2 separate regions of the Homo sapiens genome follow, and region 2 is linked to region 1. Evidence: read pairs that join two places in POLR2A ChIA-PET (ENCODE). Cell type or tissue: OCI-LY7. All regions are shown on one strand.

The links. ChIA-PET counts read pairs that join two places held together with the same protein. Peaks named below come from ENCODE experiments on the same cell type or tissue, not always from the same donor. Only the 100,000 strongest peaks of a DNase experiment are listed, where the experiment ranks them.
Region 2: POLR2A ChIA-PET joins it to region 1 with 11 read pairs; 6 of 35 experiments call an interaction of 5 or more read pairs at or near these places.

The regions. Positions count from the first base shown.
Region 1 is chr1:94,862,601-94,867,600 of GRCh38, reverse strand. It overlaps SLC44A3 (solute carrier family 44 member 3), which reads right to left. Exons shown (of 15, transcript NM_001114106.3): 11 at 2,702-2,858; 12 at 184-270. Among named protein-coding and RNA genes, the nearest start is that of SLC44A3, 45 kb to the right of the region's middle. RefSeq lists an enhancer at 742-1,243. In OCI-LY7, no CTCF peak of the experiment used is centred here; no DNase peak of the experiment used is centred here.
Region 2 is chr1:94,976,670-94,981,669 of GRCh38, reverse strand. ALG14 (ALG14 UDP-N-acetylglucosaminyltransferase subunit) reads left to right here. Exons shown (of 4, transcript NM_144988.4): 4 at 1-5,000. Among named protein-coding and RNA genes, the nearest start is that of CNN3, 52 kb to the right of the region's middle. In OCI-LY7, no CTCF peak of the experiment used is centred here; a DNase peak (open chromatin) is centred at 2,289; H3K27ac peaks cover 574 bases.

The DNA of each region.
Region 1 (5,000 bases):
CTATGGCTGCTTTCCTGCCATGATGGCAGAATTGAGTGGTTGTGACAGAGAGACTGGTCTGAAAGCCTAAAATGTTTACACAATTTAGCCCCTTAGAGAAGAATTTGCCAAACCTTGACCTAAGAGATGAAGCCCACCTTTGGACCCTTCTGTGTGTTCCTGAGGCAAGAGGTAGAGACGTACCTGGTTGAGATGGAGCAGGTATTTGTCAAGACACCAGAAACAGCAGTAGCAGCATCGGAACAGGTACCTGGACAATGCACCATGCTGCTGGATCAGGTTGAGAACAAAGGAACAGAGTCAAAAACAACACAGGAAAGAAGAAAAGCAGGCAGTTTCTGAGGAAACACAGTTTTTACTTATGCACCTGGGGAAACACTGGTGGCGTGGGAGAAGTTCTATTGTGTGCATACTACTACTACTAATTATGGTTCTAGTATTACTGAGGAGCAACATTTCTGTCTTGTGGACTTACGTGTTAGGGGTGCTATTAGGGAGGTTAGTCCATACTGAACAGCAAAACAAAAGCAGGCCTTCTGGTTCCAGTAAAAAAAAAAACCTCTCTTCCCCCTTCATCTGCCCTTAAGTGTCTGAAATGGTACACTTTGCTTTTTCAAACCAAAGTTTATATTCACGAAAAATCCACATCCCAGAAACAAAAAAAACAAATAATACACTGTAGGTACTAGTTATGTGCCCACATAAATAAAGAATCAAGTTTAACTCTGGAGGAAATAAATCCTGTAGTGAGATTTTTTTCAGGACTAAATTTCGAGGGATAAATTACTCCTTTGAAATATAACTTGAACTTGTGCATAGCTTAAGAATGAATACTTTAATGAACCTCTTGGGGGAAGGGTGCTCGGAGGCATCCTACCCACTCTCCAGAGTGAACACATCCCTGAAAACAATCCTGAAATAGCCTAGGATGAGGACCCCAGGAATAACTCAGCCTTATATGGACATTTTCTCATCCCAATGTGAATTCAATTGGATGAAACTTGATCTGGACACTTTTCAGCCTGGCTGTGTTGGTGAATGAGCCTATTTAACTAGGGAAAATCACACAGTGGCTGTGTGAGACATTTAAATTGTAGACACAGTGTGGGGCAGTAAGGCTGCTGAGGAAGAAATTTTTTTTTAACCTAAGAAAGGACACATTTTCCCAATAGTGACATCACTAAAAGCAATTTTGGCCCTTGGTCCTTGTGGGATCTGGGAAGTGATAAATAACCTTTTAGACCTCAGTCAGAGAGACCTTGGGCCTTCCACTGAGGTCCTTGGGCCTTCTCTTTTAGATTTATGAAAGGCCGTTTCCCCAGAGAGTTTAAAATGCCTAGCTTTAGGAGGGAGAGCAAGCTCCCGGCTGCTCATTAATTTATGATTATCTATTACCAATGCGCACACACACATATCACAAATAGATTTAAAATAAAACGCTGTCCTGTTCTTCAAGAAATCCTGCAAGTTTCCTAAGACTGAAGGATTGATTTCAAAATGCAGGAGCCAAAAGTAGCTAGTTTTGCCCTGGATATGGAAATGCCTCTTCAAGTCATCAAAATGTGGCCAAGCAAAATATTAATAGAAATACAAGAAAATATTCTACAATCAGGGGCAACTGCTTAGCATGCATTTCCAGATAAGGAAGCCAGATAATTTTATGTGTTATCCAATCAATTGCTTCTAATTGATAAACTAACTTTAAATCTTGGTTATAGATTTTAAAATATCAACAATTCAGATATCTTTTTAAAAAGTAAATGAAAACAATTCCAAAATACAATGTAAACCTATTGGTAAAATGTCCTGAATTTACTAAGGACACATAGCTATACTCAAAAGGTTGGAATCAGGTAAGTTTGTGAAACTGACCAAGTCACCAACTCTAAGGTGGTGACGGGGGAAGAGATTAACATTGTGTGAGAACAGAAGACTTGGGAAAAGTCCAATCTTCTCTTGTTTGGCAGGCCAGAAATACCATGAGAACAGCTGTTTTCCTGGTGTTCTGGTTTCCACTGGCATTCATAACCAAATGTGCATGGAAATAAAAACTAGGAGGAGAAATCCCCCAGGCACAAAAGCCCTACAGTTCTCTGTCCTTTGAGCTGAGATGTAGGTCAGCTTGCCCATTTCTCACTCTCAAGCGCATGTGTACACACGCATGTACACACACATACACACTCTCATTCAAACCCTCTCCTTTTCTCCCTCGTTCTTCCTCACACACACCAGGAATTTCCCATGACTGTCTCTAGGAAACACAAAAGGCAGGCAATATTTTAGCATCAAAACAGAAATGAACAAATATTATTCCTATCTTATGGTATATTTTTTTACTTAAAAAGGCATGATAAATGTTCACAAAAAAACTTGTTTAAATTTCACCTTAAGAGTTCATCCCGTCTGTTTGGCATTTACATAAGAAGGAAAATCAGCTAACTCAGAACTACTCCCTCCCCACGCCATCTCCACCGAGTTGGAGAAAACCCAATAAACAAAACCATAAACAAAACACAGACTCTGGGAAAATAAAAGTTTTGCTGGGAGAGGCGGGGGATGGGAGCTGAGGAGTGCAGGAGCTTTCTGCACGGCCCGCTGTCACAGGTCACATTTCTGTCCTGGGACCTGCTGTAGTTTTCCAGTAATTAAGTTTCTGGCAACCCAAACACAGAACGTGCTGTGTATCAGGAGGTAGCCTTACCTGTTCTTTCAGTGCGTTTTGCATGTACATGACAATGATTCTCGGAATCCTCACCACAGAGATTAAAAATGACCCTTTCACAACGGTTCCTTGATGGTAGAAGAAGAGAATGGAGAGAGACGAAAGGATGGGATGATCAGGAGGATCATTTTTACTTCTGGAAATAGGGAAAAGGATAGCATTTTAAAAACACTTTTTATAAAGCAGCAAAAGCTCTCTGGTTCCAATCATCTGTGGTACTAACAACTTAGAAAGTTGTGACATAATAAGCATTTGGCGAACTTTTTATACTCCTTGGTAGCTTCGGTTAAATTGTTTCTTGTATTAATTTAATTCGTTTTGGTGCCACTTAATGCTACAAATAAAACAGAAAAAATTTAAAAAAATTGATGAGTTAAAAAAGTTTCCCTCTTCATAATGCAGAGCCCATCCACCAACCCTTTAGGGTGCCTATTCATCTCATTTTCACTTTCAGAATTTTAATTGCGGCACAATCTCCAAGGTTTAACTTACACAGGAGTATACATAAATATTGCCAGCATTCACCTGGTGATTAAAAATCATCACCAAATCACATGACCAGGATCAGTGGCCAGAGAGGTAATAGTGAGCTCCCACTTACAGGAAAGGGACAGAAAGCCCTGGGTGCTTGGCTCCTACACAGCTCTAGGCTCCCCAAATCCTGCTGGTTTCTACTCTGCTCTTTAAAGGTCACTTCAGTGTGAATCATTTACGGGACTTGTCATGACGCAGCTCCCAAGAATGTGTACAAGTCAGTTTCACAGGCAGGGAAAAAAAAGTGAGAAAGAACAGAATGGGCACAGCCATCACTCTCCCCTAACCCTGAAAGATAAAACAAAGGAGTGGGGGCTGATGCCACCCCACGGGTGACCCTTTGAATTCCCGCTGAAGCCAGTTCTAGAAAATAAGGTCTTTCTGAGAAGCAACTTCACAGATTCCAAGTGAAGCTTGGTTTCTTTATAATGGATTATTCTACAACTTGCTCTGGTTGCTAATAAGTCACTATGAATTAAGGTTTTGACAGCAGCCTAGGTTTTGAGAGAGGAAAAGGAAGGCAGCCAGAAATGTTTCAAGAGTTGGCAATGGCTGCATTTTGCTGTTACTCAAATCAGCCAGGAAGAAAAAGAGAACATGAAAGTAATATTGGGAGCTGAAAAACTGCAACCCAGTTGTCCCACAAAAAAAAAGGATGTGTGTTTCAACACAGTGTTATTTAAAGTAGGAAAAACCACGGAAGCTATTGCTAATAGGAATTCATTTAGATCTGATAAACTAGAAGAGTAGTGTAGGCCAGGAAAATCTGACACACTTTTTTTTCCCTTCCCTCATTTTTCTTTTTTTTTAAGGAAGAACGTTTACTTTTCCATTGAGGAGATTTGTGTGCCTTAGAACTTATTATGGTGCTCAAGAGGGGAGGCAGGGAGAAGAGGACAACACCTGCTTTCCATCTGGTAGGGAAACACATGATTCATAGGCCTCTGTGAATGAGGGCCTTGGGGTTAGCCCTCCAGGTATTAGAGTTTGGGGTTAGGCATCAGCTTTCTGAGGTTTCACTGTGATGGGGTTAACCACTTCAGGCAGAGGAGTACCTGCACTGCCTCAGCTTCCCTAGTCTGTAACACATCCTGGTTATGGCTGGAGGCTCTGCCTGGCTTGGCTGGAAGAAGATGCAGAGGTTCCAGAAGCTGGGTTATCACGTGATGGGAGACGGAACTTAAAAAGAGGGCCCTTTCAACCCAAGCCAGCTCTTGGAGCCAGGAGTCACTCAATACCTGCCCTCAAAACTAGAAACAGCCCTACAGAAAAAAAAGGCTAATGAAGTGGTGTGTCTCTGAGGCCCCCACCTAGTCTCAGACTCATTTCCATGTTCAAAGGTAACGTCATCCTACCACCTCTCCCCTGCTGTGTGTGGGGCTAGTGCCTCCAGCTCTGTCTCCCTCACAACCAGCCAAACCTGCCTTCAGGAAGAGGATCTGACACACCCAGTGATGCTAAATATAATACTTACCTCTGGACTTATTCATATTTTAAGAATTGACCTGGGGGACAACATTCCAGTGTTGAGCATATGGGGCAACCCAGCGATGAGTGTATTAGGAGGCTGGGGAGGACTGGGCCCCCAGTCAGCCTTCCTCATCTCTCTCTAGATCTTCCCACTGGACCACATCCACCCCAATTCTGTGGGTAGTGGCAATAAGGAAGACACGGGCAGTGTTAGAGGGTAAGGCGACTCTAGCATATGCCCCATGAAGCCCAGCTTCCCCCTTCCTTTGGATGT
Region 2 (5,000 bases), 110 kb before region 1:
AAACAGAAAAGAGAAGATTCTCTCCTGTAGTATATATAGGTTTTTTCCTCTTAAATCTTTTGCTTTATAAGTATGATATAAATCTAATAAATAGTGATTAGTGAAGTGATTGAATTTTTGTGAAAAGAGACATGATTATCCACGATCATGTAAGATTAAAATCCTGAGGCTGATCCAGCCTTTTTTCTTTTTTTTTTTTTTAAAAAAAAAAAGCAAAAAAAACAAAAAAACTGTCTTCTCTGAATCATGTAACAGGCGCATCTGTCAGCCGGACATCTTCCTAGGTTTTTGGCTGGAGAAATGTGTAGCCGAAGGTGTCTCAGAATGGTGAGAACACTTTGCTGTCTGGATTTAGTGGGCCTGGGGCAGCCAAATGATAGTTCATTGTGCTTTGATTTTAATCCTCAAATCTCAGTCACTGGTTGCTTCCCTGGAGTATCAGAGCGTATTAGTATCATACAACCAGGGGCTGAGGTGAAATAAGCCTTGACTGTTCTAGAAAGAAAGTGATTTTTTCAGGGACAACAGCATCTGCATTTTATTGCTGTTTAAGGCTTTCTCTGCTCTGTACTTTGTTCCCTGAGTGGCACTAGGTAAATGAATGGTAAGGGAAAGTGAACTGCGTTTAGTGAATGCCTCTCTGTGCTGTGGGGCAGCTTCCCTGGGCCCCCACAGGTAATCCTGCTGCAGAGGCTTCTGTCAGGTCAGAGCTTAACAAAGATCAGACCAGAGAGAATTGTAGAAAAGATGCTATAATTTTTTCCAGAAACATATGTCCCAGATGTTTTGCAGAGCCTTAACTTAAGACAGTGGTTAGCCTGGAATGTCAGAGAAAGAATGTGTATGTGTTATATCACCAAAAGTTTAGAAATGTTATATCTTTCATAGGTTCAGGCTGCTGTGTACTCATTCAGAGCCAGGCTGAGACATGTGTTATTGCATCTTCCTGATCATTCAGATTACTCTGGTAAACAAGTGCATGCTCTGCTGTGTGTTACTGTTATGGCTAATTTGAGTCCTCAAGGTCCCATTAGCAGAGGGGGCTGGTGGCACAATTTCCCTGCTGTGCATTTCTGTGACATTCAGAAAGATAGTGCGCCAGTCCCAACTCAAACTGAAGAAGATGAGTAGCTAGCTTGTCCCTTCCAGTTTCTCTTAGAACACTCTGAATGCAACTTTTACTGTAGGAGACTGTTCATGAAAAAATTAATTGAATCAGTCTTCAAATGAGAGGCAGGGAAACCACACATCCTGCCCACACCTACTTCCCTGGAAGATTTCTATCTACAGTCCAGCTATCCTAAAAGGTCTCAGTAGCTTGCCAGGTCAGAATGTCTAACTGTTTCAAAAAGGATGCCCAAAAATCATGACAGGAAACTTTAGCCTGGAACGAAGAGTGCTATGAAACCGTGTCAACAAGAGGAGTGGTGACAATTGTGAGTTGAATAGCAAGATGTCCTTGCTAGGAAGGAGATGACCCAAGCTTCCCCTTATAAAAGCAACTTGGAACACATCATTCTACCTTTCAAAGATACATGGTAAGTTAAAATTGAGAAACGTACCCCTTTACTATACAGTTCCTTGGGTTGAATGAGTGCTTTTTTTTTTTTCTGAAAAGCCCCATCCCCCAAAAGGCATTTGATAGCAATGTATTAAGCACCTTTTACCAACAATAAGAACATCATTGTAAGTGTTAAAGAAAATTGTCCTTCTCCCTACAGGTCAGCGTTTGAGCCTCACGGGGTTTCTTCCCATGACTTCAGCCCTGGCGCACAATGAGCAGACACCCAAATCTTGTCCGCCTTCAACATTCTTTTGTTAGGGCCCATCCCTCTAGCACTCTAAAAACAAATCATCTACAACTGTGTTCCTGCTGCCCACTCATTTTAAACATGAATTTGACATAGCTCCTCCTTTTCGCACTGGAGTAGTTAACTAATGCTAGCCCACTAGCTTCTATCATGTCCCTCAAGCAACAAACTTTGGGATCATTTTTGCTTTTTCACTCTTTCTTTACCCAATTATAATTGGTTGCCTTTTTTGTTTCATTATCCCCAGAATTTTCTCGTCTTCCTCTTCTCTCCTTGAAATTACTTTTACTGTTCCTCTCCTTTGTCATCACCTATTGATTCTGCCTTTGACTTAGTTCATATCTACCCTTTCCTTTTCAGTCCCATAGTTACAACCTAAGCCAGCTCTTCAACAAAAATTTCTTGCTTGATGAGCAAGTTTTATTGAGGAACTGAGGAAACACCTGTGGAAGGAACAAATGAATGATTTTGTTAATTACTTATGTTTGTCTTCAGAGACTTCCCCTCATGCTAGTTCTGTATACTTGTTTCACTTTTTTCTTTCTTTTTTTTTTTTTTTTTTTTTTTTCGAGACAGTCTCGCTCCATCGCCCAGGCTGGAGTGCAGTGGTGCAATCTCACCTTACTGGCTCACTGTAACCTCTGCCTCCTGGCTTCAAGCGATTCTTGTGCCTCAGCCTCCCGAGTAGCTGGGATTACAGGCATGCACCACCACACCTGGCTAATTTTTGTATTTTTAGTAGAGACAGGGTTTTACCATGTTGGCCAGGCTGATCTTGAACTCCCAACCTCAGGTGATCCACCCATCTTGGCCTCCCAAAGTGCTGGAATTACAGGTGTAAGCCACACGTCCGGCCCTTGTTCCACTTTTTATAATATTTACACCACAGAGAGGTTAAGTAATTTATTAAAGATTATAGAACTAGAAAGTGACAAAGCTCAGATTTGAACCAAGGCATTCTAGCTCCAGCCAGGCTTACCTTAATAGCTACGTTAGGTGTTTTTTTTTTTTTTTAAAGAAAAAAGAAAAAATGTCCTCAAAAGGAAATAAATGGGGTAACAGGGTACTATGACGGAGTAGAAGGTAGTTGGTGTTCTAGATAGGGAAATCAGGAAAGGCCTTTCTAAGAAAGTGGTATTTTACCTGAGTTCCAAAGGATAATGCCTTAAATATTTGTCCTCCTTCTACTTCACTCCCAACTTAGATTTTGCCCCACCCACAAAGTCTTTGTCTTCATTTAGCTTGAGCAAATTCTCTAAATAACTCTGTGACATAGCCACCCATACCAAAGGTTAGTGCTGAGTTATATACCATCGAATTGCAGTCCTTGTTCTTAGAAACACCTGTGGAAGGAATAATGAATGCTATTGCTGATTATTTATGTTTGTCTTCAGGGACTGTACCTCATTCTAGTTTTGTATCCTTGTTCCACTTTTGATAGTATTTACACCACAGCTCTGTACAAAACATAGGCACTAATTAAATACATAAATTATTTGGCCAGGCATGGTGGCTCACGCCTGTAATCCCAGCACTTTGGGAGGCCAAGGTGGGTGTATCACAAGGTCAGGAGTTCAAGACCAGCCTGGCCAAGATGGTGAAACCCCATCTCTACTAAAAATACAAAAAATTTGCCGGCGTGGTGGCGGGCGCCTGTAATTCCAGCTACTTGGGAGGCTGAGGCAAATAATTGCTTGAACCAGGGAGGTGGAGGTTGCAGTGAACTGAGATGGCACCACTGCACTCCAGCCTGGGGGACAGAGCGAGACTCCACCTCAAAAAAAAAAAAAGAAAAAAATTATAGCTTCAGACTTGTCTAGGCTCACTTCAGTTATATTTTATCTAGACCAGTGCTTCACAAACGTTTTGATCTCAGGACCTCATTATACTAAAAAATTATTGAAAACTGGCTGGGCACAGTGTTTCACACTTGTAATCCCAGCACTTTGGGAGGCCGAGGTGGATGGATCACCTGAGCCCAGGAGTTTGAGATCAGCCTGGGCAACACAGTAAAACCCCATCTCTACAAAAAAAATACAAAAATTAGCCAGGCATGGTGATGCACACCTATAGTTCCAGCTACTTGGGAGGCTGAGGTGGTAGGATCACTTGAGCCTGGGAGGTGGAGGTTGCAGTGAGCCGAGATCATGGCACTGCACTCCAGCCTGGGTGACAGAGTGAGACCCTGCCTCAGAAAAAAAAAAAATATATCCCAATGAGCTTTTGTTTGTGTGAGCTATATTTGTCAATATTTACCATTGTAGAAACTAGACAAAAATTTTAAACGCAAGAATATAAAAGGACATATTCCACTGGCTGTCAGAACAATATCATCACACATCTTGTAGCATCTGGAAAACTATACCATCATAAGAATGACAAGGAAAAGGCAAATAACATCTTAATATTACTATGAAAATAGTTTTGACCTCATAAACCCCTAAAAACGTCTTGAAGACTCCCCAGGACCTTGGACCACATTTTAAGAACTGCTGCTTTACATAATGTCACATCAGCGAATTCATCTCTTCTTTTTTTAAAATAAGAGGCAGGGTTTCACTATGTTGTCCAGACTGGTCTCAAACTCCTGGTCTCAAGGAATCCTCCTATCTTGGCCTTCCAAAGTGCTGGAATCACAGGCATGCGGCACTGCGCCCGGCCTATCTCCTCTTTAGTCAGTCAGTGATCTGTGTATTAGTTTTATCGCTGTGTAAAAAATTGCCACACATATATTGGCTTAAAACAATACATTATCTCTGTAGGTTAGAAATCCAGGCAAAGAAGGTTTTCTGCTCAAGATCTCAAAAGGCTGAAATCAAGATGATGGCCAAGGCTGAGTTCTGATCTGCAACTCTGAATCCTTTTCAGATACCTTCAGATGGTTGTTGGCAGAATTCAGTTCCTTGCAGTTGTAGGATTTGTGGTGGCCTGCTTCCTATCTTTTAAGGACTCACATGACTGAGTCAGTGTAATCTCCCTTTTGATTAATTCAAGGTCAACTGATTAGGATCATAATTACGTCCCTTTTGCCATGTTAATGTAACATAATCAGAGGAATGACATGTCATGATATTCACAGATCCCACCCATACTAACGGATAGTAGATTATCCAGGGCATGTAAATCAGGGGGTGGAATATTAGGGGACATCTTTTTTTTTTTTCTTTAAGACGGAGTCTCACTCTGTCA